Linked DNA regions of Mus musculus: all the other regions are linked to region 6. Evidence: chromatin loops called from intact Hi-C (ENCODE). Cell type or tissue: heart. All regions are shown on one strand. Links, peaks and the distances in the headings refer to the core of each region. The heading gives the core; the rest is flanking DNA.

Region 1 (4,844 bases), core at 516-4,515, 79 kb after region 6:
CTATTTAGCACACAAACATCAATCTTCTTTTCTATATCACTTTCCTCCAGTTATGTCTAAGGCTTTAATACAATTTTAAATACTCCTTAGAGATTGATGAATACTTGTGTGGATGTATCTGAGGAAGCCCAGCTAGAACATGCGCTGATACCTCAGTCATCCACCAGCCTCCTGAGTGTGTCTTGTGGAGGAAGCACAGAAAATTCAGAGGTGCACTTATGTATGGAAAGTGCTAGAGTCCAGTTGGTACTGAACTGAGCTGGGGGAGATTAAGTTAATGGAAGGAGAACCATACTCAGGCACCCTTGTCACAGATCTATTACAGTTTGTGTCTTGTTGCTGTATCAGGAAACCTGAGACTGAGTGATGTCTAGGGAGAGAAAATTTATTTAGATCATCAGTCTAGAGGGCTAAGGGCACAGCACTAGTGTCTTCTTAGTTCCTGGTGAGAGTTTCATGGCATCTGTGACATCACATGGCATAATGGTAAGTAGGTGTGTGTTTGTGTGTGTGTGTGTGTGTGTGTGTGTGGACATGACATCATGTAGCAGAATGGTTAGTAGGTATGTGTATACGAAGATATGACATTACATGTCAGAATGGCAAGTAGGTTCATGTGTGGAAGAGGTGAAACACAGTGGTCTAAGCCTTGTAACAACCCACTCTCCCTGTTACTGGTTTGGTTCTGTGAGACCCAAGGACCTTAACATAGTTTCTTAAAGTCATTAACTCATTTCTGAGGTTCACCACCTTTCAACACTGTTGTGAATCAAATTTCTTTTTTTTTTTTAAAGATTTATTTATTGGTTATATGTAAGTACACTGTAGCTGTCCTCAGACACTCCAGAAGAGGGAGTCAGATCCTGTTACAGATGGTTGTGAGCCACCATGTGGCTGCTGGGACTTGAACTCCGGACCTTCAGAAGAGCAGTCGGGTGCTCTTACCCACTGAGCCATCTCACCAGCCCGTGAATCAAATTTCAATGACGTTTTTGGTGGCCACAACTACATCCAAATAAAAGCAGCCATGTTTTCCAAATTTTTCCTAGAAAATTTTCTTCTATCATTTCCTCAAAGTGTCATTTTCTCTCATTATTGTCTCCTTGATGGGCTTTCCATACACATGGAGTCAACCTCTCACTCATCCTTATCGTTCTCAGTGAGAGCCCACCATTTTTTTTTCCTGAATCTGTTTCTGTGATGTAGATATACTCTCCTACTGAGTTCTTGTAGGTTTCAGTCTTAGAATGCAAGTTCTATATCTGATCTTCTTCATCCATTTGAGGGCCTGCATCCTATCTAGTCTTCAATTTTTACTCCGTTTCTACCACCACCATCTGAATGTGACCTCTCATTTTATTCTCTGACCGCTGTTATACCCCCTTTGATGTCAGCGTTGTCAACTTGACCCAACATAGAATCAAGTCACCCAGGAAGAATGTCCCAGTGAGGGACTGTCTAGATCAGGTTGGATTCTGGGCATGTCTGTGGAGTTGCCCAGAATATTGCCTTGACTGTTAATTGATGTAGGAAAACATCCACCATTTCTTATACTGGGGAATCCTGGACTCTATAAGACTAGAGAAAGCTCTCAAACACACCTTTGACAACCTCTACATCAAATGCTACCCAAAAACTGAGGTCATTGTTTCTCTGTCTCAGCATGCCATTTCAACCTGACTAATGTTTGGTCATTTGCTGTAGGCTACACATGAGCTTGTTTTCTTTCTCCAACTGAAGTGAAAACCTAATGAGGGCTGGATGTGTTTCTTTGGTCTGTACATGCTCCACAGACCTCGGCACAATGGCAGATGCAGATGGTATGTACTGGCTAGTTTTGATACAGCTGGAGTTTTCACAGAGAAAGGAGCTTCAGTTGAAGAAATGCCTCCATGAGATCCAGCTGTAAGTCATTTTCTCAATTAGTGATCAAGGGGGAAAGGCCCCTTGTGGGTGGGACCATCTCTGGGCTGGTAGTCTTGGGTTCTATAAGACAGCAGGCTGAGCAAGCCAGGGGAAGCAAGCCAGTAAGAACATCCCTCCATGGCTTCTTCATCAGCTCCTGCTCCCTGACCTGCCTGAGTTCCAGTCCTGACTTCCTTGGTGATGAACAGCAGTATGGAAGTGTAAGCTGAATAAACCCTTTCCTCCCCAACTGCTTCTTGGTCATGATGTTTGTGCAGGAATAGAAACCCTGACTAAGACAGGTACGTTGGCAAACAACGTTAAGTGGAAGAATGTTTGAGAAGGAATTACCATAGAGGTGAGGAGGGAGCATTCTTCTATTTCTAATGAGAATTCTGAGCAAAGGAAAGTTTAGAATTGTCCACAGCAGTATGTATAGTTAGCATTTGAGCTAATGATCATTAACTTCCTACATCCTTTGAGTTGGACCAAATTAGATTTAAACACACAGGTCTGAGGAAAATAGCCAAATAGCCTTTCCCTGAAACAAAACAAAAAAACTGGTTTTCTTGCTAATTTTGTAAGAAGGTCAGATAGGAAACAAAATGAATCAGGCTTTCCCATCAAAGCTCAGGTTTTTTTTTTTTTTTTGTTTGTTTGTTTTTTTTGCAAATATTATCAAAGTTATTTCTTAAGCTATTTGTGAGTCAAGCTTAATCTACTAAGAACTGTCTGACAATATGATTTTAATATGATTAGATTATTTCTCATAATGTAAGTGGGGTGCTCTAAAAATAAAAGTGGAAGAAATTGCATCATGCAGAGCAGGAGAAGCTTGTGACCTTCAGGTTTGCATCTTTGGCTTCGTTATTCTGCTGCTCATGCGACTGTGGCGCCAACTCCCGGAGACCAGACATAAAGTGGCAATAGCTTAAAGTATGTAGGTTTCACTTCTTTTGGTTGATGAAAAGCATCATTTAGTTCCAGAAAGTGGTGTTTTGGGGTTTTTTTTTCCCCCATCAGTTATCTTGAGAATATTTTGATGCCAGGGAATATTTGACAAGTTGTGTTGCAATTTTACAAAGCTGTTCAGAATTTGGAGGGGAAAAAAAATTGGGAGGTATTCTTTTTAGTTGGCTAAATGATGTATTTTGCTGTGTTCTGCTTTTTTTTTTTCTCCCAGCTCCACTCACTCCAGCCCCACTTGCTCCAGCCATATTCATTTTATATATGTGGGTACACTGTCACTGACTTCAGACAGCAGAAGATGGCATCGGATGCCCATTACAGATGGTTGTGATCTACCATGTAGTTGCTGGGAATTGAACTCAGGACCTCTGGAAGAGCAGGCAGTGCTCCTAACCACTGAGCCATCTCTCCAGCCCACGTTCTGCTTTTTTGTTTTAATCAAAGGAGGGTGAGGAGGAGTAGATGCTGAAACATTTAGACTCAGAGCTTAGCTGGCACAAATTCCAAGTCAGCCAGCCATCTGTCTCTATGTCTGCGTCTCTGTCATATGTACATGCACATGTATGAGTAAGCGTGTACGTACACACATACACACTTCACTGTATCCTTTGATCTTGGAGAACAAATCTTAGACAGTGGCAAGGAAGTAAGATAGTTTATTGGGTCATCTGGACTCCCTAAGACTGAGGAAGCATGGATCTTGGAAGCCTATGAAGAGCTGAGCTCACCAGAGTTTGCTCAGACTGTCAAACTGAAGAACCAGCTTCCCTCGACTGCCTGGGACCTGCAGCCTTTCTGTCTCGGTAAGACTGGTGTGGCAAGGAAAGGGGGGAATATGCTCCTTCACGAGGTCATCGATTCAGTGAATCAAAGACGTGGGCCTCTGCGGTGATCACATTTTGCAGCTAGCCAGGGATGGGGACCTAGTTGGGCTAGTGCCATGGCCTGGCCTCCTGGGGGCTGCTTAGTTGGCACTTGGACAGGGCAGAGCACTCAGCAGGGTTGCTTCCAGAGTCTGATGGGAACTCTTCAGCTCGAGGAGTCTTCTTACATGTCACGGGTGCCAGGCAGTGTTCTTCCCACCTCACATTCCACTTTCATGCCCAGCGCTCGGCTTGCCTCATGGCCCAGTGAACCCCTGTCCTTTCTTTGTTTCCTCCCCACTTTTTCTCACATGGATACTTCCCTTGATAAAAATCATTGTACGTTTACACTCCCCTGCTTCTCCAACACCCTGGATCAACACCCCATTTAGTATAAAGGAAGTATTCTGCTGTGGCATATTCAGCAAACAACCACTGCCATGCAGAGTGGATGAACTACGCATAAGGCACCTCCTTCTTTGCTCTTGGAAGGCTGAGCTGTAGGTGCCTGAGGGTAAGGATGGGTGAGCACATACTGATACTTAACTTGAACCCCTACAGACCTAGATGACTGGTATTTGATTCGGTCTCTATAACTTGTCCTGTTTAAGAATTCCTGTGCCCTAACTTGATCCCGTAACTCAGGCAAGCACACCTCTGAGGGCACTGTTCAGCCTTTAACCACAGGGTCATCTCATATTTGCAAGGAACACGTTGGTGAATTATCTAATGGTGGAGAATAGCATAGTGAAATTTGTTCATTTTAAGTGGACACTTTTTATAGACTGGACTAATTTCTCCAAGTTTCTCCCCAAATAATAATTTGGAAATAAGCAAATGAAAAGAATTTAAAGAGTGTCTTTATTTGGTCAACAAATGCCAAGGAACACATCAAGAGTAGCTAACTACCCCATACTGAGCAGGCACAGGGCAGACTCAGAACAGGCTGCCCACACACTGACCTCACAAAGAACATCTCATCTCATTAGGAAGACAGGATTTGTGAATACAGAACCACAGAACCAGGAGATGGTCAGTGTGGAGCAAACAGGTGCCTAGGATGGATAGGCAGGCAGACAGACAGACAGACAGACGGACGGACGGATG
Region 2 (4,844 bases), core at 325-4,324, 190 kb after region 6:
ATGCCCTTTGTCTCTCTAGATCAAATACATTGCTTTTGTGCTGAGAATTTGGTCTTGTGAGTCCTGAGCCAATACCTACCTATCTCTTACAACTATAGTGACAAGAAGCCTGCTCAGGGGGTCATAACGCTGACCAGTCACTCCCCCCCTTCTTTGCAAGGATCCTTGTGTATACAGAATTGGGTTGTTTTAGGATGTTATTTGATCACTGGTAAATGTATGGCCTGATTGTTAAGCTTCCTCTTCCTCGTCCTTTCTCCTCCTCTTTCTCTACCTCCTTCTTGTTGTCTTTCTCCTCCTCTTTCTCTACCTCCTTCTTGTTGTCTGGATAGTAAGACCAAAGAGTTTGATGAAGACAAAAGATCTACTTTAATGGAGGAGATAATTCAGGGGAAGGCGTTGCTAGCAAGCTTGAGGACCTGAGTTCAGGTCCCCGGCATCCCTGGGAGAAGCTGGGTGTGGTCATGCAAATCTGTGATCTCAGCACTAAGGAGACAGAGACAGGCACATCCAGGGTCTTAACAGCCTCCAGCCAACTGGTGAGCTTTTTGTCATTAAATACTATGTGTGACATCCCGCTTTGTGAAACCCTCCACGGTGGCAGGCATCAGGACTGTTTCCTGGCATTGCTGTTGGGACCAAGCCTGTGCCAGGGCAAAGCAAGTGAGGATCTTCTATCAGGCGTGAACCTGAAGAGTGACAAGGGAGAGTCACAAGGTGTCTGATCACACACACAGACCAAGCTCTTCGCAAAGCGGCTTCTCCTTATCTTCCAGCAGCAATCCTGGGGATGCTGCCGTGTTTTCCCAAACACTGAACCGTTTAGACCTTTTCTTCCAACTCAGTCCTTGAGGCTGACGTGTCCAGCCCTGACGGCCATTCTGTGCTTCTGAAGCGTGGTTGGATCTTCCAACACGTCCGCTGCTTTAATATAGGGAGCAATTACTTTCGTCGCCGAGCCTCGGTCACGGCTGCTCCTGATTGCCTTCCTGCAGACCCATTTTAGTTTGTGGGCTTCAGTTTGTGGATGCCGCCTAGGCCTCTCCTCTCCGGTGTGTGCGGGCACAGGCTTGCTTTCTCCTTTGCTCCATTCATTTGTTTTCCGTTTGTTTTTATTTTCTTTGGGGCTTTTATCCTTCCGGTCATTCTCTCTGTTTCAATTTAAATGTGTCACCAACAAGAATAAATACTCCCCCCGCCCCCAAAACACACACATACAAGTCAAATTAATCTAGGTCTCCCAAGACTGGCTTATAAACTGTAAATACTCTAACATAAGTAGATAAAAACCAAAGAGGGAAACTGCATTTAAGGTCCCTTTTATCTCTGTGTCCTACAGGGTGACTCAGAAAGGTTTTCTGACCCACTGGGAGTTCCCAGCTGTTACCCTGCAGCCCAAACAGTTGTCATTTTGACACTCAGTGTTTTAGGAAATGTCATCAAAGGCTCTGATGAGCCCTAGGTAGCCTGGCACAGCAGCCTTTTCTTAGCTGCCCACTTGCGGGCCTCCTCGGAGGGAAGAAGGTAACTTCCACCGGGTCCAATCTTTGCTAAGGTTGTGGAGATTTTTCTTTCTCCAGAATGGTGTCATTAGAGGTTGTTCACTTCTAGCAGAAAATTCTCTTTCCCCTTCTTTTTAAGATCTAGGGTCCAGGAATATATAGCTCAGTGGTAGAGCTCTTGCTTAGCCATGTGGAACCCCCTTGTCCAGTCTCTGCACTGAACAACAGGAAAAAGTTCTTGTCAGGAGGCTGTTTCACGCTGCAGAGCATTCCAAAGGAAAGCAAGGAGACCTCAGTGTCTGACCCCTCCGTTTATTTTGAATTCTTTGTCTTAATGTTTCCCTTAGAATCCACTCAAGAGATGCCAAGGTTCTAACATTAAGTTTGGCTGGCAAGTTGCCTAGAGAATAGGCCAGTGGAAGGGACCGATTGTTGGGAATGTATCCTGTGTGCCAAAGCTGCTCTAAACGGGGAAGGGAAAGGAAGGGGAAAGGATATGACCACAAACCATGTTTACAAGAAAAACAACAAAATATCCAATTCTCACTTCCTCCCTCCTCCCCCGGGGACTGAGTTGATTCCGAAGGAGTTCCTGCACAGATGATTCAGGATCGGCGTGCTCTGTGTGGTGCTCATTCTGGCCGCAAACCGTATCTTCCACAGATTGGGGAGTTTCCGGAGGTTGGCTTCCTCTGCTAAAATAACGTCAACGACTGTGTCTCTGATTAGAATCAGATTGCGTCTCCTTTGTGAGCAGTGTGGAAATCGAAAAGTGTTAAGAAGGGAAAAAAATAAAGACTGGCTGAGGCCCCACCCCCAAAGGTGTACTTGCTCCCATGGTCCATTTGTACACGTGTGCACACACACTAGTGTGAACAGCAAGCAGGAGCTGGGAGGAAGCACAGCCTTCATATCCTGCCCTTGTCCCTGTGTCCTGCCATCTGTCTCCTTCTGTCCTGACAAGCTGGTGAGCAAGCAGCAGGCCTCCCTGGAAGCCCTGGGTGAGGCGAACGTCTCTTGTCCTCCTAATCCACTCAACCATAGCAGCTTGCTTCTTGAAACCCCAGCCTCTTAGAGTATACAAATTCTTTGTTTTGTTTGCTTTGCTTTGTTAGGGCTGTGCAAGACACCTGTCTATCCTGGAACTTGCCTTGTAGACCAGGCTAGCCCTGAACTCACAGAGATCTGCCTGCCTCTGCCTCTCAAGTTCTGGGATTAACCACACTCGACGAGTGGCCAGACTCAACACAGCTTTCAAGTGGTGTGGTCTCCCCTTCTCCTCCAGCACTGTGGCATGCCACAAAGCAGGTGTAGAGGCTCGTTTCCTGCCTCTCCTTCCGACTGTGCTGCCAGCTGTTGATTGAACCTTCCTGGGAGGAAGGAAGAAGAAAGGAAAATGAGAGAGGCTTTACTCTATACGAGCCAGTTGGACCCTTTGGTGTGGTGGGCTCTTTGGTACCCGCCTTGGGCACTTTCCAGTACGTGTTCCTTGGCTTGGTAGTCGGTGTTCTGGAGGAGCCTGCTGGCATCTGCCTGCTTTCTGCATGTTCAAGAACAACACAGGGCAAGCCCATCTTTCTCCTGCCCTGCTGACTGCAGAAAGTGCGTGATGATTCTTGGCCTGAACAGACTGTGGATGGTGCTCACAGTGGCCTTTCTGTTCAGCTACTGAGGCCCTCCTCGTCCTACCCACATGAATTCTGGGTTGTCAGAAGATGGCAACTGCAGTAGCCTCCCAGAAAACACTTTGAGTGACTGGACTAACCTTCCCACACTCCCTCACAGCCAGGAAGGGGGCCTCTGTGCAAGAAGCCATTCACACGTCCTCATCTTTGCTTCACTGCAGATGCCCACAGATGCAAGCCCCTTGAATGTGTTGTCAGGCAGTTTGTTCTTCCATCCATCCATCCATCCATCCATCCATCCATCCATCCATCCGTTCGTCCATCCATCTGCCACCTATCCATCTGCCCATCTATCTGTCTATTGTCCATCCATCCATCCATCCTTCTGTCCTATCCCTCCATTTGATCATCCATCCATCCATCTATCCATCTGTCTGTCTGTCCATCCATTCTTTCATCCATCTGTCATCTCTTTGCTCCATCCTGTTGTGTAGATACTGCAAGGGTAAGTAGATTAAAGATGGACTCATGGATGGATGGAGGCCTGATGGGTAGGCAGACAGGTAGCTGGATAGATGGATAGATGATAGGTGCATAGGTAGACAGACAGACAGACAGATATGGACAAGAGAAAGATGAGAAGTCAGATAAGGGGAAGCCCGTCTCACTTCTCTCAAATGCTGCTCCTGGGAGCTCATACAAAGGGAGGCTGCGGCACACAGCCAAGCAGGAGCTGGGCGGAACAGCTCTGCAGAGGAACAACAGAAGTCATTGGCAGGCCTGTGGCTTTCCCTGCCCCGGCTTCTAAACTGTCCCTACATGCAGGGTTTCCCCTTCCAGCAGGTGTGAGCCTAGATACCCTACCTGTAGTTAATCCCTGGATATGGCCACCGGGATAGAGTCCGGTTGAAAACTGGAACACGAGTAGTGTCCCTGAATATAAAACACATCAAGGTAACTCAGCCGGGCGGGAGATGAGAATCGGAATCCAAGTGACTGTTATTCTACAGTTGAGTACCATCCACTCACTAAACCCTCTGAAATGAGAAGACCCATGGTCAACTCTGAAAGTAGCTATGATACCAGAGAAAGAGGAAAACAGCAGAAGAGCAACAGCAGCCATAGGCTAGACCCGGCAACCACAAGCTAGACCCAGCAGCCACAGGCTAGACCCAACAGCTGTCAATAATCCAATTTCCAGAGAGTCTTCGTGATGCCAGTCAGCAATGTAGCATTGAAGAGAGCAGAAAGCAAGACCAAACGGAGTTCGTTGCCAGCAATTCAGTCTGGAGAGCCTGACTGTTGGGACAGTACGCAGAGGCTCTCAACCTCCCGACACTGCGACCCTTTAATACAGTTCCTCGTGCTGTGGTGACCCCAACCATAACATTATTTTCAATGATACTTCACAACTGTAATTTTGCTACTGTTATGAATCGTAATACAAATATCTGTGTTTCCTCATAGTCTTAGGCGACCCTGTGAAAGGTTTGACCTCCCCCACAGAGGTTGAGACCCCCAGGCTGAGAACTGCTGCCTTAGAGTTTTGGTACTGGGAACCTAAGCCAGGACATTACCTGCCCCAGATGGGACACCAGGATTTCATTCTGTGACTTTGCCCATCTGGTGTGTTCTAATTTCCTTTGTATGTATCCCTTTTGGAACCAGCTTGGATCATTTGTATGGCTCCTCAGTAAGTGTAGATGAAGTGAGTTTG
Region 3 (4,844 bases), core at 591-4,590, 140 kb after region 6:
GAGGGATGGCTATCAAACAATTTTACCCAGTTGAGAAAACTGTGACCGTGGCGAGAATGTTTCAGAAGAAACCAGCCACTTTCTGGGTGTGTGTAAGACCTGCTCCTCGGGAAGAAACACTTGTTCAGCGCTTTAAACACGCCAAGAACCCATGCTGGGGCGCTCATAGGCCCCAGGGGTGGGTCTATTATTCTGCTGAGTGATAGGAAATCAAACAGCCCTCTAAATCTATGTCTCTGTACCCACCGAGTAATGCGGCGCTCAGACTTGATGGTTAACAGAGAAAATCACAACTGGTCAAAGTGCAGAAGAAAAATGTCAGTGGAGTGCTCAGCCACAGATGGGACATCTATTGCGCAGCCCCGCCCCCCCCCCCCACACACACACACACACAAAAAGACGTGGCAGAAAGGTTGTCAGAGACAGGGGTCAGGGAGCCAAACTGTGTCCTCTGGGCATAATGAACACAGAACATCTATGACTGTTCGCCTAAGAACTGCATGACATCAAGCTAGCTGACAATCCATCTTGGACATGTGGGGGATAAGTCCCCTAATGGAGGCAGTTGGTGGCTTCTGGAGAAGGGAAAGTCAGTGTTTTCATTAAGGGTGTGGCCCCTAGTAGGCCACCCATGCTGCAGTATGTGGCCCCAAGCCCACAAGTAAATAGAAGTATGGATTGGATTTGATGGGTTACTAAAACATGGCCGGGCATGGTTGCACACCTTTAATCCCAGCACTCAGGAGACAGAGGCAGGTGAATCTTTGAGTTCCAGGCCAGCCTGGTCTAGAGAGTAGGCCCAGGACAGCCAGGGCTACATTGAGAGACCCTGTCTCAAAACAAACAAACAAACAAACAAAAAACCAAAAAACAAAAAACCCCAAAAACATGAAATTGGGAGGGGTGGATCTGGGAAGAGTTATAAAGAAAACAAGGTAAATATGATCAATTATATGGAATGAAATTCTCAAAGAACTAGTTACGTATATTTATAAAACTCCAACAACAACAAAAAAACAAAGCAAGACAGCAACTAGTTCAGAGTAATGGTACCCTAGGAGTTAGACAGGACAGATCAGTGTAGAATCTTGTAACAGCCTGATTTTAGGTTCAAATGCTGTGTCTAAATGTAAAGCACATGACTGACAGTTAGTGCTAGCATGAGCAGACGGTAATTTACCCCAGCATGTGTAGGCTAGTCTATGGGAGCTCAGCCTTCCCCATCAGAGCCTTAACCACTCCTGATGAGACACAGGGAAAGTGGGTTAGGGTTTCTCTCTGACCGGGGTATTTTTGGGGGACCACCTAGCATGCCAATGGAAATGTCTCTTTTAAGGAGTGAATGTTTGCATCCCTCTCTTCATCACTGCAGGTCAAACCTTCATCTCTCATGGCATAGATTCTTCATCTGTCTTGTGAGGCTGTGGCAGAGTACATGAGGCTAGAGAATTTATCAATTTAGGAATGTCCTTCTCAACCATTCAGGAGGAGCCCAAGAACAAGCAGTTTCTGCCTGACAGAGTCTTTGCCCAGCAGAGGTGATGACACAGAGAAGTCAGGAAGAGAAGAAAAGAGGGCTCTGACCCATCCTCTTGTTAGACGACTCCTATGATACTTGATGGCCTCTGGAACTCCAAGCTTTTCTGAACTCTGCCAGTCTGTGGCATTTTGTTACAGAAAGCCAGACCGACTATAATGCCCCTCACTCAGCTCCCGAAAATCGACTCTAGAATCAGCTCCTCCAACTGACGGTGGCTGTTGAGTTTAATTTGTGTATGTTCTCCAAGTAGCCCAGGTTGGCTTAGAACTCATGATCCTTTCTGCCTTAGCTTCCTGAGCTGGGTTTGGGGATCCAGCACAAGCTGGTTTGGGTTTTCTTCATGTGTGGTGTAACAATCATTGTCTGTGTAAGAGTTTACTCGGACACAAGCAGTCTGCTCTTACTTTCATCCCCAAACTCGCAAATCTACATTTAACCAGAGAAAATAGCCACTCAGCAGGACTTCCTGTATCCAGGGGCGGGGGCGCTCCACGCGGTCCATCTTCTCAGCTGCGCATTGGCTGAGTCAGCTCCCTACAGTCAGTCCCTGGGCTTCTTTCCAAGTTTCCTTTACTGCAAGTAGCAGAGACGAACTTTTTTTTTTTTTCATACTGACTGCTTTTCTCTAGCTTTAGGAATCTTCGAAGTTTCCCGGTCAAAGAGTTCAAACTGTCTTTGGCTTTTACAACTAAGGGCAAAAGCCACAACTACATGTGTGGCGATGCCCCGTGCCTACCCCCAAAGTGCCGTGGAGCTTGAATTACTCCGGCCCCACCAGTACAAGGTCTTGTCGTTTCTCTTTATTCAAACTAGCTTGTGTAGCAGGCCTTAATTTACTACTTCTTTCTCTGCAGTACTGTCCGTGCTGTGACTCAGAAATCGCTTGATTTGCTGTGTTTCCAGTCAGAGAGCTCTTCCACTAAAGAGTCTCAACACTCACCCCTCAGCTCGTTCCTATTGTCTAACGTGAAGTTTGTTGAGGGGTTAGTATGGTTACACTGCAGGAGATTTACCTGGACAAATTGTGAAGAAGAAGAAAATAGCTAAGCAGGAAGGCTAAGAAGCAGTCCTTCCCCCTTCAGGCACGCTCCCGGAAAGGTGGTGTTCAACGCAGGCCATCTAGTGGATCCTCCTGGGAAAAGTGCCCAGGGGGAGTCAAGAAAACCATTTCCCAGTGCAGAAGGATGGAGCCCAGCTCAGAGACTGGAGTTCTCACTGGAGGAAGAGCTGCAGTTGCCCCTACTCCTGGGGACAGGCTATCCCTTCCCTCTTCCTGGCGTGGGTGTGTGGGAACCGGCACGAATGAAGCCAGTCGTGCGGTTACTAAGCTGCTGGGAGTTGGGGCCTTAACTTTGACTTAGCATGAATTCTGGCCCAGAACCTCGCCCTGCCCCCCACCTCTCCTCAGCGAGGGCCCCACATTACAGGATGTTATTCATCCGACGTCTGTTAGCTGCGGCCCCAGTGTGCCAGGCAGAAAGACTGAGTCAGATTCTGGAGGGAAGAGATTTTGCCAGGAAGACCTGGGCGTGGCTCAGGTAGGTGGAATCTGAGGTCGCAAGGGCATGAGAAATATAAAATCAGGGATGTTTTCACGAGATCAGTAGGATTTGGCTTTCCACACCCACTATTCCTTATATTTAAACAAAACAAAACACGCTTAGGCAGTTAAAAAAAAAAAAAAAAAAACACTTTAAGAAATATACACTGGCCGGGCAGTGGTGGCGCACACCTTTAATCCCAGCACTGGGGAGGCAGAAGCAGGCAGATTTCTGAGTTCGAGGCCAGCCGGGTCTACAGAGTGAGTTCCAGGACAACCAGGGCTATACAGAGAAACCCTGTCTTGAAAAACCAAAAAAAAAAAAAAAAAAAAGAAAAGAAAAGAAAAAAAAGAAAAAAGAAAAGGAATGTATACTGTATGAAACTGCCGGTATGTAATGTGTATGTGACATGTAATTATATAATATTCAATCTAATGTAGTGCCATATATAGCAGATATATAAAGTGGAACTAACAATGAAACAAATATGGAATAAACAAGAAGTGTGTGTTTTCTGTGCACATGTGTGGTCCACTCCTGAGCAGCTGCCAGTGTGTGATTTAGTTCCTGGAGGTGGACTCTGAGGCAGACTTAGAAGATGAGAGCATTTTTTCGGTGGGAGCTTTGAGGAATGAGCAGCATGAACTTCAGATGGAGCCCTCACCGTTATCCCTAAGGACGCCTCTGTCGTAACAGTCTTCTCTCTGAGTCTGCAGGGAGGCCCTCACAGCCAGGACCCCTGTTCCTTTACAGGGTCCCTTAGAGAGCATAGCATCATGTTTGCATAGAACCAGCCTGCATCCTTCTGATGCTTCATACATCCCTAGATGCCTTAGATTCTTGGTACCTGGGAACACCATGCCCTGGGGAAGCAGGGCAAGAGGAGATTCCTGCATCTCCAGTCCTGAAGTCCTTTCCAGAGATGTTTGTTCCATAGTTGTCGAAACTGTCTGTGTGGAAAATCCAGACGTGGATGTTTGATGGTTAAGACCAGTTCTAGTTGTATTCCTCATAATTAGAAGGACAGAGAGGAGAGGAGAGAGAGCGAGTAAGAAGAAGGGAGACAGGGAAAGGAAGGGAGACTTAATTCACTCCAGATACCTGGCTCCCTAGTAGTATTTTTTTTTTTTTTTTGACTTGACCACAGGGTGAACCCAGGGGCTGTGAATCATAAGACTTGCTCCACGAACACTCTGTTCCAAGCCCCTGAACTCTGAGAACTTTTCATGTTGTGTTCAGATCTTCAGGCAACTCGGTATTTCTCTGTGCTTGCCAGCCTTGAAAGGAAGGCGTGTGCTTATCTGTAGTGGGGGGGGGGGGGGCGGGGGGGATGTTTAAATGCAGAAGCAGGCCCTTAAGGCCTGGTTCAGTGACTAGCAGCTTCATTCTGTTTAGAGTTCCTGGACCAGTGATGTGCCCTTCTTCCTGACAGCGTGCATTTAACAACCCCCATTGTACAGGACTGCCAGCTATCTGGCCATGTGCCACTCACACTGCCCAGGAGACACGGGTGCTCACTGTTGGTAGACTCAGCACCCAGGAATGCAGATAGTTGTAGAAGGAAGGTACAAATGAGCACCGTCCCCAAAGAAACTCCATCCTGTGTGAGTGGCTTCAGAGCCTTCGCCTTTCAACATGTGTGCTCAGAGGTAACTTACAGCTGAACCCCACACAGCAAAGTCTGGGTTATAGCAACTTTGCTGAGAGCCAACCCATTCTGGGAGGGGACTGAGCTGTCTCTGAGGTCAAGCTGCTCAGGCACA
Region 4 (4,844 bases), core at 335-4,334, 82 kb before region 6:
CCCGTAAATAAAAGGCAGCATCTCCATTTGTAAACTCAAAATAAATAGAATTTCAAAGATGAGGGACCCCTTTCAGTCAGTATTCTTCAAATGCAAAGAAAAAAGAGCTCTTATTAATTTCAGATGTTGCACATGAATAGGCTGCAGACCCAGGGCACTCCAAAAGGGAAACTGGTTACTGAGAGACCCCTGGGCACCTGCAGCCGCCCCGATGGTGGGTTTCTCATCCAATCACTCAGCCATGCCTGGTTCTGCCCAGTGTCCTTGGGTTCTTACAGGCAATCACTTTATACAGAACAAATGAGCTCAGAAGGAAGGAAGATACTCACGGGGGGCCCCTTCAGCCATCTCGATGGCTGTGATGCCACAGGACCAGAGGTCACTCTGCAAAAACAAAAGAGAATGTTCCAGATGCCTAGTTGTATTTCTGGACAGTCATACAAATGGAATAAAAGCATCCTTCAGGTAAAAAACAAAAACAAAAACAAAACAAATCTTGCTAGGACATTATTATCTCTCCAGCCCTAGGGATTAGATCGCTTTTATTTACTTAAGCATGATATTATTCTGATAATGGTGAAAAGTGTTTCAATTTTTATGTATGTATTAAGGAGTAGAAAAATGAGTCTGTAATACATATTTAAATAATTCAAATTAAAAGAAAATCTTGGTGTAGCAATGATTTAAATTAATTCTCACTAATGGATATTGACAACAAATACTGAAATACACCAGGAACAGTTAAACTATGAACTCAATTTTAACACTACTAACAGGTACAACAATCACTAAAGCAGAAGTTTTGTTTTTATTGACAAATAAAACAGTAGTACAGTCAAGCTGAATCAGATAATGAAATATGAGTTTTATGCCTGGATAAAAAGGTGCACTATGGTTTCAAGTCCCTAGAGGTCACTCTATAATCACTTCAATTTATTTGTTTAAGAGAAGTTACAGTTTACACAAAAATGCCCGGCAAGGGGGTGGGTGTTCTTACTCTGTAGTCGTAAGTGGCGTCTGGGTTCTCATCACAGGCGATGACCTCTGGAGCCATCCAGTAGGGTGTGCCTATGAACGTATTTCTCCGTCCAACCGTCCTGTCCAGCTGAGCGCTTACACCAAAATCAACTACGGAACAAAAAGCAAGAAGAAGTGAAGCGCAATGAACAAAGAAGAAGAAAGTCTATGAGGAACCGCCACAGGCAGCTTGGTTCTGTCAGCTGCAAGCCATTCTGGGAGGCAGCACTGGGAAGGACTGCACCCTTCCCCCTCCACTCTCAGAACAGAAATGTTAAAACTGCATTGCAAGAGCCTGGGTCAGTCCAGAAGAGCCAGGAGGCCAGCCTGGCCTGCTGAGGGATGGGCAGAGGGATTACTGCAGGGCTGGGCGGCTAACACACAGCACTGTACTAAATAAAGAGACTCACAAATGCAGAGTGGGCAGTGAGACCATTCAGTAGATGAAGAGACTTAGAGGAACCCACTGTACAACTGAGGATGTGAGGTCAGTCCATAGAGCGTACATGAAGATGGATCAGACTTCACAGTTGTTCCCTGACATTACGTGTTCTGGCACTTGCAGCCACACACACACACACACACACACACACACACACACACACACACGTGTAGACAGACAGACAGACAGACAGACAGACAGACAGACACACACACACACACACGTACGTGTAGACAGACAGACAGACAGACAGACACACATGGCCTCAGGATGTGAGTTGCCCTTTCAGAGTGACTTCTACTTTCCATGAATTGAATGATGATGTTGGCTAGAAGAAAGCCATGGATGGAGGGAGGCAGGGTCAGCAGAAAGCACACACTGGGTGTACGAACATCAGCACATGCCACCATCATCACAGCCCACAAGCCACATGAGCCCAGCAGAAGGGCACGAAGCTCACACTAATGGTCTACAAAACACTAGACAATAGGCAGGGGTCACACACTCCACTTCTGTGTCCAGAACAAGTTCAGGAAACAGTTGGCTTCCTTGTTGATTGTTCCTCAACACACAGAGGACAAATCCAGGACCAAAAGCCTGATTGAGCTTTCCAGCACCTCGGCCAGGAAAGACTGAGGGTATAATTCTCGTGGCATGAGGTCAGGGCATGGAAACACCAGAGCAAGGACAACATGAGTGTCCCAGCTTAGCCCCAAGAGACTTTCCACATGGGCAGAGCACTGCAGATAACCAGGCAGCAGAGGCACTGCAGAAGGGTGCAGTGAGTTGGGCATTAAGGAGCAGCCTTCTATGGCTCAGACTTTTGGAAGAAAAGAAGAGCAGCAGACTGCTGGGTGTCCGAAGGGAAAACAACATGACCCTTTAACAGAAAAAGTTAATGCTGGTTGTATTTAAAATGTAAGAGCATAAAAATAAAATGGGGTCAAGTTCAGGTGTAGCTCAGGGAGACAGAGAACATGTCTGAGTCATTAGAAAGCTGGCAATGCCGCCCATGAGGCACCCGCTGAATACCCACACCAACACTGAAGACAATGTCCAGGCACCACATGAAAATACACCAGGGACCAAAGCAATCCCGGCTGCTGTGCTCCCAGAATATTCTAGTAAAGGGGACTATTTTCTTCTATTTGAAAAGTGCCATATGATATCAATAGAATTATAATTTTTATAATTATCAACAGCACTATAGGAGGAAAGCACAGGTCCAAGGCAGATCAGAAGGCCAGAGAGACCCCTAAAGATAGGAAAAACTGTACCAGTGACAATGAGGACATCGATTCCCAATTGAGAACAGGATATGCAAAGGTCCTGGGGCAAGGTCCGAGAAGTAATGAAAAACAACGTTGTGCCAGCAGTGAGTGCACATGAAAGCAGCTCTGCTAACTTTTTATGACTTTATTCTTTATTCTATTACTAAAAATAACCATATAATTTCCATATTGTAACATGGGGCATAGGGTAGAAGTGAAGAGCTGAGATGATGGGGCAGGAAAGTAGTAGCGGTCAGACCCCACACTTCTTATAAGGCAAGGCAGGAAGTCTGAACCTTCTTGAAATAGAACAGTAAGTCACTGAGGGTGCCTGTCTCTTTCTGTGTACTTGTCTCTGTGTCTGTGTGCCTGTCTCTCTATCTTTCTATCTGTCTCTCTGTGTACCCATCTCTCTGCACCCCCCTACACACTCCTCCCTATCTCTCTTGTTCTCCCCTCTCTCACTCATCCCCCTTCTAACGTCATACCCCAGGCTGGCTTCAAACTCACAATGTTTTTCCTTCATCCTTCCATCCTGTACTGCACTATGCCAGGCACCACTGTGCTTACATAACGAAGTCTGACTTTTAACTTAGTGTAGGGCAGAAAAGGCACCTCAGTCATGAGTTCCTGAGTTTGGGCCTCATCAACCACACCCCACCCTCCCACCCCAAGTTCAAACAAAAACTTTTCAAACTCTGTTTGGCTGCTATATCTAGGCAGAGTAGACTACCGAAGCATGAAGCGGAGGCTGGGGCTGGCTAAACAGTAAGCCAGTCCTCTCATCCTTCAGGGGAGAAGAAACAGCAAAGTTACCAAAGGGGCACAGCAAGCCACCCGCTGGCACCAGGACGGTGCATCAGGCACACACCGGCCGGCCACCTACCAAGTTTCACCTCAGCATTCTCGGTCAGCAGCACATTTTGGCCCTTGATATCTCGGTGAATAACGTGGTGAATATGGAGATGTGCCAATCCCTGAAAAGAAAAGCAGATTTGAGTCTCAGTTCTCTGTCCCTGTAAATAGACAGCCAGGAGCACCCTTTTATAATAAGGTGCACACGTGGGCCAAGTTTTTGTAAATCCGCATTTAGAACATAAAATTTACCCTTGGCACATTCCCAGAAGACACCGCCAGCCTTGCCACACATACAGAGAGCAGTGAGCTGGACTTTCTTTCCCTCTGGGATGATCACAACCACTTTAAGCTGTGCCTATGACACAGCTTTAGATTGCCATCTGAGGTTTTTCTGCTATAATTTGTGCTATTTGTGTTCAGGACGGCTCCTTTCCCACACCAAAAGTCTATCTTACAGTGGGTGACTGAATTTATTTGAGCTAGACTCGTCCCAGGGGAACAGCAAAGAATTAGAGGGGGCCTTAAAATCCAGCTCTTAAAATGCAGGCTTGTCTTCCCACTACAGAGGAACAAACTGTCACGTGCTGATATATCTCACTCCTGTTCAAGTGTAAAATAATTCTGTCACCAGAACAGCCTCATGTAGGAATAAAGTCTTTCTTCCCTAGGCAAACAAGCACTCTTGGCACACACACTTTGGAAGCCCTGTATCCAGAATGAGTCCAGTCGCATCTCTCAGGAAGGAGGTTGTAGGAAAACACACGCATCCACCTGTGATGTAAACGCAGCGAGGCAGCAGCCACACAACTCATTCACGAGACGCTGCACTCCACAGCGCGGCTTCTTAAGACATAGCAAGCCATTGATTCTGAAGTGCCTCCCTCGGCACTGAAAGAAAGGGTGGGTTACTTGTCAGGGGTTTGATTTTCCTATTAAAAATAAATAAGGGCTGGGGGCTGCAGTGGTGGAGGCAGCTAGAGTCTTTACCGTGTAGCCCAGCCCAGCTTTAAACTTGAAAGCCTCCTGTCTCGGGTGCCAGAGCTCCGGGCGCACAGGCCCATGTTCTCAGGCCCAACATCTACGATTAACGGCAACAGCCCTAGATCACTTTTTCTTCCAGCACAGTGGGTTCTAAATTCACTTACGAATCTGCCAGTGAAACAGAAGTTAGGTTATGTGGTACCTATCTATTCTTCATCATGGGTGCCGAGCCCATGCACATGGCGCACCGTGGTGCTCAGACTAGGAAGCGCCTC
Region 5 (4,844 bases), core at 382-4,381, 210 kb after region 6:
GTGTTGCGGATTTTATTGTAGAACTGGTGACTGCTCAGTGACACACCACCTACCTATAGTGACCACCTACCTATAGTGACCACGTACCTATAGTGACCACCTACCTATAGTGACCACCTACCTATAGGGTGACGCTCTGAGGTCTCCCCATTACACAAGGAGGGGTGTAAACTGAATGTGGGAAACACATTTTTAAATTAGAGTTTATCTAGCCTATTGTGAGCCTGACTCGCGTGCGGTCAGAGGACAGTGTTCAGGACTCAGCTCTGTCCTGCCAGCCTGTGGGAATCAGGGATGGAACTCAAGAACCCATGCTTGGCAGGACACACTGAGCCATCCGACTGCCTGGACTTTACTCCTCTATGTATGAGATAAGAATCCAGAGAAGCAAGAGCACATTCAAATGGGAGCTTTCCTGATGCTTCCGGTATCTAAGCATTTCAGCTTTGAGCGGCAAGGCTCTCAGCGTGAGCACACGCGCCGTGGAGCCGGAGTGAAGCATGGCAGAGTGGGAGACACCAGTGTGCCCCTCTCTGTCTCTGCAGCATCGTGATGCCAAGCCTCTCACAGCTTCCTTCCACTCAGCAGATACTTGCTTAAATCATGTCCCGTGACAGCTCTGTTTCTGGGACTAGGAAGTCATTTTCCACAAGGCTTGAGGAATGTGTAATTTGGTAATGAGGGGAACAACGTTACACAGTAAGGCTGACGAGTCCTGCCCCTGTCCGTTAGTCACCCCTTCTCGACTGATGTGTGTCAGCAACTGTTAACTCCCACAGAATACCCGAGATAAGAAACTTAAAACGCAGGGATACTGGCTTTAATTTATGGTCTGGGGAATTTTGGCCCATGTCTTCTTGGCACTGCCCTCCAGTTTGCATCTGTGAAGAGGCAGGGAGCAAGCATCAGAACAGCCTGTTCCTCCTGGGCGAGACACTGAGAAAGAGGAAGAGCCGGAGGTCTCACCATCCTCTGAAAGCTCACAGCCCCAGTGGCCGGGATGCTGCCTACTAGGCCTAACTCCCAAATGTGCCACCACCTCCGATTAGCACACCAGCCAAGGACCACACCTTTAAGCAGTGGGCCATGGGGAAACACTCTAGATTCAAACTATAACAATTATTATAAACAAAATGCCTAGGGAGGGCTTCTTTATAAAGAGAAAAGTTTATTTTGGGTCACAGTTTTAAAGGTTGAAGGTCTAAGGATGATAGCTTTCTTGTTGGCAGCCTAGAGCAACACAGGAGCTCGTGTGCGTGTGCATGTGCGTCTGTCCATCTGTCTGTCTCGCCTTCTTATGGAGTCATGAGCATCCAGTCATCAGGCCTCTACCTCGATGGCCTTCTGTAATGCAAGGCAGTTCAGTCCAGGCAGTCACAGGATCAGGTAGAGGGAACACACTGGAGAAACACTTGTGTTTCTTACTCACTAATGAGCAGGAGCAGGGAGCTTGGAACATGGGTAGCCAACCAGGCTATGAGTGGACAGCTTTCCTGAATCTACTTGGACAAGTCTGTCAGTGTTCCTGACACAGATCCCAAGTCATGGTCCTCCTGGTGGCTCTCACTACCTGGCCAGGAATCACTTCTGGCCTGGGGTTCCTGGATACCTTAGAATGTCCCTGCCCATGGAAATCCCACAGGACAGGAGCCTTATGCTAGAGAAATGGCTCAGTGGTTAAGAGCACTAGCTGCTTTTGTGGAAGACCTGAGTCCACTTCCCAGCACCAGCACGGTGGCTCACAGCTGTAACTCCTGCTCTGGGGGCTCTGAGGCCTTCTTCTGACTCTGTAGGCATGCACACACGCGAGCACATACAGAATTAATAATAAACCTTTAAAGGAGGTGGGTGGTCTTTATCAGCTGGCAGCTGCCAATCTAATTCAAAAATTGGAATCTGGAAACAGGCAAATAAAACAGAAAAAGAAGGAACCTGACTTTTGGCCCCTTGATGTGTCCCCTACTTGATCTCTGAGAGGGGCTCATGTGGCTTCACAATTGGTGCTGAGGAGTTAGGCACGAGGAGCAATACTCTTACTTTTTTCTTTTTTTTTTTTTTTAAGCTGGAAAAAGAGCAAAGTGATCAGTCAGCCAGCCAGTCAGTCAGTAAGCTTTTCTTCTCAACCCTTGATAAAGCCCCTGTAGCCTTCATCTTATGGTAATCAACCAGGGCCCTCTGGTGGCCAGAAACAGCTTTCCCTGTAGGAAACACCCTCAAGGAAGTAGGTTTCCTAGTGGAGGGCCAAGGCAGAGTGATCTGCTATGGTTGCTAAAAAGAGGTGTTTCCTCTGGAGAGATGGTCCAGAGGTTAAGAGTGGTGACTACTCTTCCAGAAGACTCAGGTTCAATTCCAAGCACCCACATGGTGGCTCACCACTGTCTATAACTCCAGTTCCAGGAGATCTGACATCTCATACAAACATAAGTGCAGGCAAAACACCAGCGCCCACCAAGTAAGAAGAGTAGTTTCCAAACACAGCCTGTGAAGCTGATATCATAACTTTGCATGCGCTGGTGTGAGGCCTTGCCATGGCCTGTGGGGTCACTGACTATGAAGGGCTGAGGCCCACAAGGCACAGCCTGGGTTGCTGATGATATGTTCTGTCACATTAGGTGGAGGATTTAATCACATCCTTCTGGAAATCTCGGCAGCAAGACACAGTCATGCTCATGTCTCTGCCCGACGTGCGCCAGCTCTTAGGATGCTATGACATGCAGCTGTATAAGGTGGGTGGACCCTTGACTCCCCTGGGCATCCCTTCCAGAAACAAATGCCAGTACTCAGGTGAGAACAACACCCCCAATATACACCAACACAGAATAGCACCCCCAATACACACTAGCCCAGAACAGCACCTCCAATATATACCAGCCCAGAACAGCATACCCCAATACACACCAGCCCAGAACAGCACCTCCAATACACAACAGCACAATACACAACAGCACAATACACAACAGCACAATACACAACAGCACAATACACAACACCGCAATACACAACAGCACAGAACATACCCCATAAACATACCAGTCCAGATCAGCATATCCCAATACATATGCCAGCCCAGAGCAGCACCCCCTAGTACATACTAACCCAGAACAGCACACCCCAATATACATACCATACCAGAACAGCACCTCCAAAACCCACCAGCCCAGAACAGCACTTCCAATACCCACCAGCCCAGAACAGCACCTCCAAAACCCACCAGCCCAGAACAGCACCCCCAATACACACCAGCCCAGAACAGCACCTCCAATACACACCAGCCCAGAACAGCACACCACAATACACACAAACCTGTGTACAATGGACAGGGCCTTTTACCTTTTGCTCTTTTAAATTTCCTCAAACACAGAATATAATGATCCATGATTCAGATTTTAGCCCATTTTATTTTCTGAACATTTCAACCAAAGATGTGTGTGCGCTCTCTCTCTCTCTCTCTCTCTCTCTCTCTCTCTCTCTCTCTCTCTCTCTCTCTCTCTCTCTGTGTGTCTCTCTCTCTCTCTGCATATATATAATTTCTTGGAAACAGGACCCCTTGATGTAATCAAAGCTGGCTTTGAACTTACAATCCTCCTGCCTCAGTCTCTGGAGTACTGGGATTATAGGTGTTCCCAGGCCAGTCTTTTAAAAAGGCATTTTCAGGGGGCTGGAGAGAAGACTCAGAGGCTAGGAGCACTGGCTGCTCTTCCAAAGGACTCAGGATCGATTCCCAGCACCCACACGGCGGTTCACAACCTTCTGTAGTTCTAGTTCCAGGGAATCTATGCCCGCTTCTGAGTCTCCTCAGGCACTGCACACATGCATTCAGGCTAACACTAATACACATAAAACAAATAACATCCAGAAAAGATGTTTCAGAATGCAGAGCCATGGCTGATCACTCTGAAGCAGCGCCACTGCCAGGCTGGCTCTGCTCAGGAACGCCGGTCTCTGGAGCACTTAGGAGGTCAGGTGGACATCGGTTCTGAGGTCTTTGTTCATCAAGAGTCCCACTGGTTCGGACTTAGGGAGCTCATGCTTCTAGTTTGTCACCACAGACGTAGAATAAAAGGGCTGACTGACGCGGCTCCTAATGTTGGTCCTGACCCTCTGCGTTCGCCAGAGTGGGCGTGGTGCTGTTGCTTGCTCTGTTTTGGCTCTGGGTTTTGTTTGCTTACTTTAATGGAATCAGGGCCTACACTGAGGGTATGCCCCAGTGGCATATGCACAAGGCCTTGGGTTCCATCCACAGAATGTGGGGTGGGAGTGGGGGAGATTCCATTATCGGTATCTGAAATACTGAGCTGCCAGTTCCGGCACACACCAAGGTGGCAGGGTGTCCTGTGCTGGAAGCAGTGGCTGACTTAGGTCATTAGTGACCTCCCTCAGACCTGCCATGACCTAGCCTGTCTCTGGGTCACTTGTCGAAAGGCCCTGCCCTCGCAGGCCAAGTCACTCTGCTCGCTCCTTTCTCTGTAGGGCCTGGAAGACATGCTGCTCCCCGACTTCCTGGAGGACGTTAGTATCCAGTACCTGAAATCTGTCCGGCTGTTTAGTAAGAGATTTAAACTGTGGCTTCTCGGTGCTCTGGAAGGGTTTCCTGCCATCTTACAGATCTCTAAGCTCAAAGGTAGAGTTCCACACAAAGCATGAATTCTGTACAGCGAGGAGGAATGTACAGCATCATGCCCCGAGCAGCTCACAAACAGCTGAGATGCATTCCTCGCTTGCTTCTGTGCCAATGGATAACATACAGGCCACAAGTCCAGCATAGGGCAGTGGCAGATCTCATCTAGTCAGGGCTTGTTCTCTGGTTCAGAGACAGTCTGTCAGCTTTGCCCTCACATTAAGGG
Region 6 (4,844 bases), core at 582-4,581:
CAGTCAGCTTCAACCACCACCCCCATTTTTAGGGAAACAATGACAATTCTTCATGGTGAGCCACAAAGCCCTCCTTCATAAGATAATTTTTCTCTGTGTGTGTAGCTCAACCTTGACCCAGTCCCAGTAACTAGAAAACTCCCCAAGCAAAGATAATTCCAGAAAACCGTTTACCAACAAGAAGGAAATCAGGAAACCGAACGAACGTAAAGGTTTTTGCTTTGTTTTGTTTGTGTTTTTTTTTTTTTTACACTTCGGAGCCTGAGCCGCCTTCTAGACCGAGCGAGCGAAACAGAATGAACAACAGTTCACAGCCTTAGGTGCCAGCTCCGCGGCGACACAGGCCAACAGATTCCTCAGCTTCATCTGCAGCCCAGGGAGGAGGATAAATTTAAAGAGAGAGAACGACCAGGGGTGGCGGGTGTGAAGTCTGGCATCCTCTCTACTCCTTGCTCTCTCTCCTCCCAGCCATCTCAATTACACAGCTGTCACAAAGGTTATTCCTGGAATTCACATTTTATAATCCCCACACTGTAATTCCTCCTGTTCCCGTGGCCCAAAAGCACACTCCCCCGCCCGCTTCCCCAAGATACTGTCCACTAGAACAGGGTATGCTGGCCAAGCTTTAAAATCAGTACCAGGTAACGCTAGCCTCCCCAAGTTGGAGCCTACGGCAAGCACTCCGAAGGCAGAAGCACGATGACATGTCTCAAGAATACCAAGGCAGTGGCTGAGTGGAGTCATAGGCAAGGCCTGTCTACACCGAATTTTAATTCACGGACAAACGCAAACGCATGAAGGCCAGATTTGGAGGAAAGGGGGTTTGGGGGGAGACCCTGTGGTCACCCTCGAACACAAAATTCCTTTTCTATTTTGCTAAAGCCAAGTGCATGCCTAACAGTGTAGCTTATTTCCTTTATCTCAAAGCCAGGAAATGAGGTCTTTTAAGGCCAGTCTGAACACAGGCAAAAAAACAAAAAAGAAAAAGAAAAAAAAAGAAAAGCCAGGCGAAACCCCCTTTCCCAACTTTGGCCAGGCGGCACGGCCTGCAGTCAGCAGCGTTTCGTCACCCTTTCCCTCGTCCCCTAAGAAGTTTCTCCACGCCACGGGGAACAAAGGCGCCCCACACCGACCTTATAGACTTGTCCATAGGTGCCATTTCCAACCACTTCCACCAGCTCAAAAATCCCAGCAGGGTCCTGGAGAGAGAGGAGGGGGAGGTTATCAACTCAAAAGAGGGACCCCAACCGAGGAGGGCGAGAGGGCGGAGGGAGGGATGCAGGGCGGTGACAAAGGCTCGCCCCGCCGGGTCCCCGGGAGCGCCGTGGCACCCGCCCGCCCGCTCGCCCGGCAGACAAAGGGGCCGCCGCGCCCGCGGGTGTCCGTGTCCACCGCGGCGCGCAGGGCGCGGCCGCACTCACCCGCAGGGACGACAGGTCAATGTCCACCAGGCTCTTCGCGGGAGAGTCGTTCGCCATCTTCCCCGGGTCGCCGCTCCGGGAGCGGGCGAGAGAGCGAGAGACGGGCAGGGGCTCGGCGGCGCCGGGGCTCGGGCCGCACGGGCAGGCCGCCGCCGCCCGGGCGGCTTGTCGTCCGGTCGGAGCGGAGCGCGGCGCGGAGAGCGCTGGCCGCGGAGCTCACACCATGGCTTGGCGGTCCTCCCTCGGCCCCCACCCGCCCCCCGGGCGTCGCCCGCCGCCTCAGGCCCCGGCGCCCCGCGCGCGCGCGCCTGCACGAGCGGCCCGGAGCTGGGGCCGGAGAGCGCGGCGAGCGAGCGAGCGCGAGGCCGCGAGACAAAGATGCCGCGGGAGGCGGGGGCGGGGGCGGGGACGCGGGGCACCGACCGGCGCCGCTGAGGAGGGGCGAGCGACTCCCCCGCCCCCTCCGCCGGGAGAGCGGGCGGAACCCGGCCCTCGCCCTCGCTCGCTCGCCGCCCGCCCGCGTGAATATTCAGCAGGGGTGGGGCTCGAACAATGGCCGGGCGGCCGGCCCTCCGCGGATGGTGGCCCGGCCCGGGGTGGGGCCGGGAGCCCTCGGGGCCTTCCCGGAGGAAGTGCGGGGCGCGGCGGAACACCCCAGCCTCCGCTAACAATGAATGAAAGACTCGGAGCGCCCCGGCGGCCCCGTGGACACCCCACCCGCGCCGCTCGCCCGGGAGAGGGTGTGCCAGGACGCGCCGGGGTCGGGCCTCGGACCCCTCCGCCGCCTACGGCCGGTCGGTCCCGTAGACCCTCGTTTCCTTTTTACCCCCCAAGGGGTGTTCCTCTCCTTTCTCCTTTCCTGTCTCAGTTTGTGGCTTGGTTGCTGCTGGAGGATTCGCTGAGCATCACTTGACCGTCCGGGAGAATCCAAAACAGTCGCTGTGATTGCTCGCTGCTGTGTTCCCCGAGCCAGTTTGGCCCATGGGAGGGAGGGCGGACGGGCGAGCCCTCTGCTCGGGATCTAAAACCCTGACAGTACCTGGATGGAGATCACCACGGGTCACCAAACAGGCTTCTTCCAGCATGCCACAGCAAGTCAGCTAGGCAGTTCAACTACTGTCCCTCTTTATCACGTCCCAGGACCAGCCAAAAACATGTTTAGTGACTCCCTGTTACCTCACAGCGGGTGTTCTCAACAGTATCCCAGAATGGCCAGGTACAAGATCGCTGTAAAATTGCTTGACTCCCACATGTAGAAGGCCTAGAATGGGCCTGATAAGTTAAGAGATGAAGCTAAGCTTGGTGTTACATGGCGCCCCCCAAAATCCACTGTTTCATGGGCATCTAGTTGTCAATAACGTTCTGCACCTCCCTCCCCACACACTCCACACTGTTCTGATTTAAGCAGTACACACCTTATAGCCTCGGAGTAGAAAACCCCCAATACTGCAATTGTTGTACTCAAACCCTAAAGACCCTAGCCTAGAGAGGAGCGAGCATACTCTCCACTTCGGCCTATACCCAGAGTTCAAGTCGCTGCCCCCAGAGAATGTCCAGCGCTCTTCTGCTTGGGTTACGTTCTAAGATGTTTGACATGAGACTCCATTGTAGAGTGAAATTATATTCGGAACTCCCAATATCTGTTCCTTAGGAAACGCACAGGAACAAAAATGTTGGTGAATTTGTTAGCGCTTGTCTGGTTTGGCTTTGTTATTATTTATTGATAATACAGTGATGTGTGCAGCCCATTTCATATATCTTATCTTACTGTTCTTCACGTGAACCTTGAGTGGTACTCTTAATTTTGCTGCTTTATACATTAGGAAATAAAATCTGAAGAATTACCTCGCCCACTGTGCACAGCTGATGGCTATACAAATACGGCAGTCTCTCGGCACCGCCCCCCTCCCCAACCCACCCCCACTCCCAGTCCCTAATCCCAGTCTTTCCACAGGTTAACATCAGACCTATGACATGGAGGCCTACCTCATACCACTTCCTTCTTATCTATATGAATCCTTTCCCATCAGTTCAGAGCCATTACAGCCATTACATCCTACTATCTCGGATTTCTCCAAGCCCCGCCCCCCCCAACCCCTATCCTAAGATGCAGTGAGCAGGATCCGTACTGAAGCCATTGTTTTCCATTTTCAAGGCAGTATCTATTATTGAAAGGGCAAGCCAGCGCCCAGGATATCTGAAAGAGCATCACAATTTGTCCTCAGAGAACTTAAAGCTAATGTCCAAAGGGCAGTTTGTAAATACGCATAATATTATATTGTAATTCCAGCCAGACAGAAAGAACACTAAGCAGGTGTTCTCTGAAAGTCTCCTGGATTTAGAGCAAAGCTGAACTGGGTTTGAACCCTGGCTCTATTATTTATCAGTTGTGCAACCTTGCTCCGGCTGCCTAACCTCTCAGCCTATTTCCTCTCCAGTATACCAGATAAAGGCAAGAGATAAGAAAGACAAGAAGCCAGGGCTCAGGCAGGAGCAGTGAGGACTGTGACTAGGTCACGGGATGGTAGATTCTCCAAAGACATGACACCTGAAGGAATTCCAGAAAGTGCCATAGAGTCAACGGGTAACCCCTCTACCTGTGGCTCAGACCTCTCTTTACACTTGCTAGCATATTGCTGGGAGCAGAGGAAAAGATGGGGTTTGCTGGATAACGGTGACCCAATGTTTGCTTTTGAACCCAAAGCCAAAGTAAATGGAACGAACAGTCTCACATCTGCCCCACTTGAAATGAGCTCTGTGGGTAAACTCTTGCTGAAAATGTACATGTATTCGTTCACATAATCATAGCAAAATATCTTGAACTGGGTAACTTTAGTATGGCAGCCCTCTGTTATATTTCTCCTTTCTGTGGTATCCTTTACCTGAGACCAACGTTAGTCTGAAAAGCGTTAAATGAAAAGTTCGGGATAAATTTTACAAGTTCTAAACAACCTATTACAGCATCTTGTTATAATTGTTTTACTTTATTGTTTTTAGTAAATCACTGTGCCTACATTATGAGTTAAATGTTATCGGGTATGTATAGGAAGTTGATACATATATATTACACATACAAATGAGTCTCTGCCTATTGTGTCATTGTGGGTGTTTAGCTACCATCTCCATTTTCACACATCCATTGAGGATCTTGGCAACTATCCCCTGCAGATAGACTACTTTCTTGTACTTCAGAGTCTCTGTGTGTCCAAGATGAAGGTTTTAGACTACCTGGTTTTGAATAAGGGCTCTTCCTGTCTGGAAGACATCCATCTGGGTGCCTGAATAAGAAAAGAATGTGCTCTGAGGTGCCCTGGCCTTCTGGGATCTGCCCTTGTTGTTTGTTTTATTTGTGTGTGTGTGTGTGTGTGTGTGTGTGTGTGTTTGCCTGCTTGCCTGTGCATGTGTGAAGAGACCAGAGAGGCC

What was found. Hi-C counts contacts between places; a loop is a spot of excess contacts. Peaks named below come from ENCODE experiments on the same cell type or tissue, not always from the same donor. Only the 100,000 strongest peaks of a DNase experiment are listed, where the experiment ranks them.
Region 1: it touches region 6 in a loop (1.9-fold over the local background); 2 of 42 quality-filtered maps call a loop at or near these places.
Region 2: it touches region 6 in a loop (8-fold over the local background); 5 of 42 quality-filtered maps call a loop at or near these places.
Region 3: a loop joins it to region 6, with 6 times the contacts of the local background. A loop is called at or near these places in 15 of 42 quality-filtered maps.
Region 4: it touches region 6 in a loop (3-fold over the local background); 14 of 42 quality-filtered maps call a loop at or near these places.
Region 5: a loop joins it to region 6, with 2.9 times the contacts of the local background. A loop is called at or near these places in 13 of 42 quality-filtered maps.

Annotation. Positions count from the first base shown.
Region 1 is chr1:39,818,768-39,823,611 of GRCm38, reverse strand. No RefSeq gene overlaps it. Among named protein-coding and RNA genes, the nearest start is that of Gm3646, 16 kb to the right of the region's middle. In heart, for the core only: a CTCF peak has its summit at 2,808; no DNase peak of the experiment used is centred there.
Region 2 is chr1:39,711,486-39,716,329 of GRCm38, reverse strand. The region is part of intron 2 of Rfx8 (regulatory factor X 8); the gene reads left to right. Among named protein-coding and RNA genes, the nearest start is that of Rfx8, 7.1 kb to the left of the region's middle. In heart, for the core only: no CTCF peak of the experiment used is centred there; DNase peaks (open chromatin) are centred at 2,009 and 3,869; H3K27ac peaks cover 2,775 bases.
Region 3 is chr1:39,759,395-39,764,238 of GRCm38, reverse strand. No RefSeq gene overlaps it. Among named protein-coding and RNA genes, the nearest start is that of Rfx8, 41 kb to the right of the region's middle. In heart, for the core only: CTCF peaks have their summits at 2,015 and 2,662 (motif pointing left); DNase peaks (open chromatin) are centred at 2,038, 2,768, 4,288, 4,548 and 1 weaker place; H3K4me3 peaks cover 811 bases; H3K27ac peaks cover 1,813 bases.
Region 4 is chr1:39,979,423-39,984,266 of GRCm38, reverse strand. It overlaps Map4k4 (mitogen-activated protein kinase kinase kinase kinase 4), which reads right to left. Exons shown (of 32, transcript NM_001252200.1): 6 at 3,617-3,707; 7 at 998-1,128; 8 at 330-384. Among named protein-coding and RNA genes, the nearest start is that of Map4k4, 81 kb to the right of the region's middle. In heart, for the core only: a CTCF peak has its summit at 904; a DNase peak (open chromatin) is centred at 2,096.
Region 5 is chr1:39,683,377-39,688,220 of GRCm38, reverse strand. Rfx8 (regulatory factor X 8) reads left to right here. Exons shown (of 15, transcript NM_001145660.1): 8 at 2,613-2,726; 9 at 4,471-4,621. Among named protein-coding and RNA genes, the nearest start is that of D930019O06Rik, 34 kb to the right of the region's middle. In heart, for the core only: a CTCF peak has its summit at 2,190 (motif pointing left); a DNase peak (open chromatin) is centred at 2,180; H3K27ac peaks cover 986 bases.
Region 6 is chr1:39,897,864-39,902,707 of GRCm38, reverse strand. It overlaps Map4k4 (mitogen-activated protein kinase kinase kinase kinase 4), which reads right to left and starts at 1,795. Exons shown (of 32, transcript NM_001252200.1): 1 at 1,422-1,795; 2 at 1,134-1,199. The coding sequence starts at 1,478. In heart, for the core only: a CTCF peak has its summit at 2,119; DNase peaks (open chromatin) are centred at 1,317 and 1,957; H3K4me3 peaks cover 2,329 bases; H3K27ac peaks cover 2,290 bases.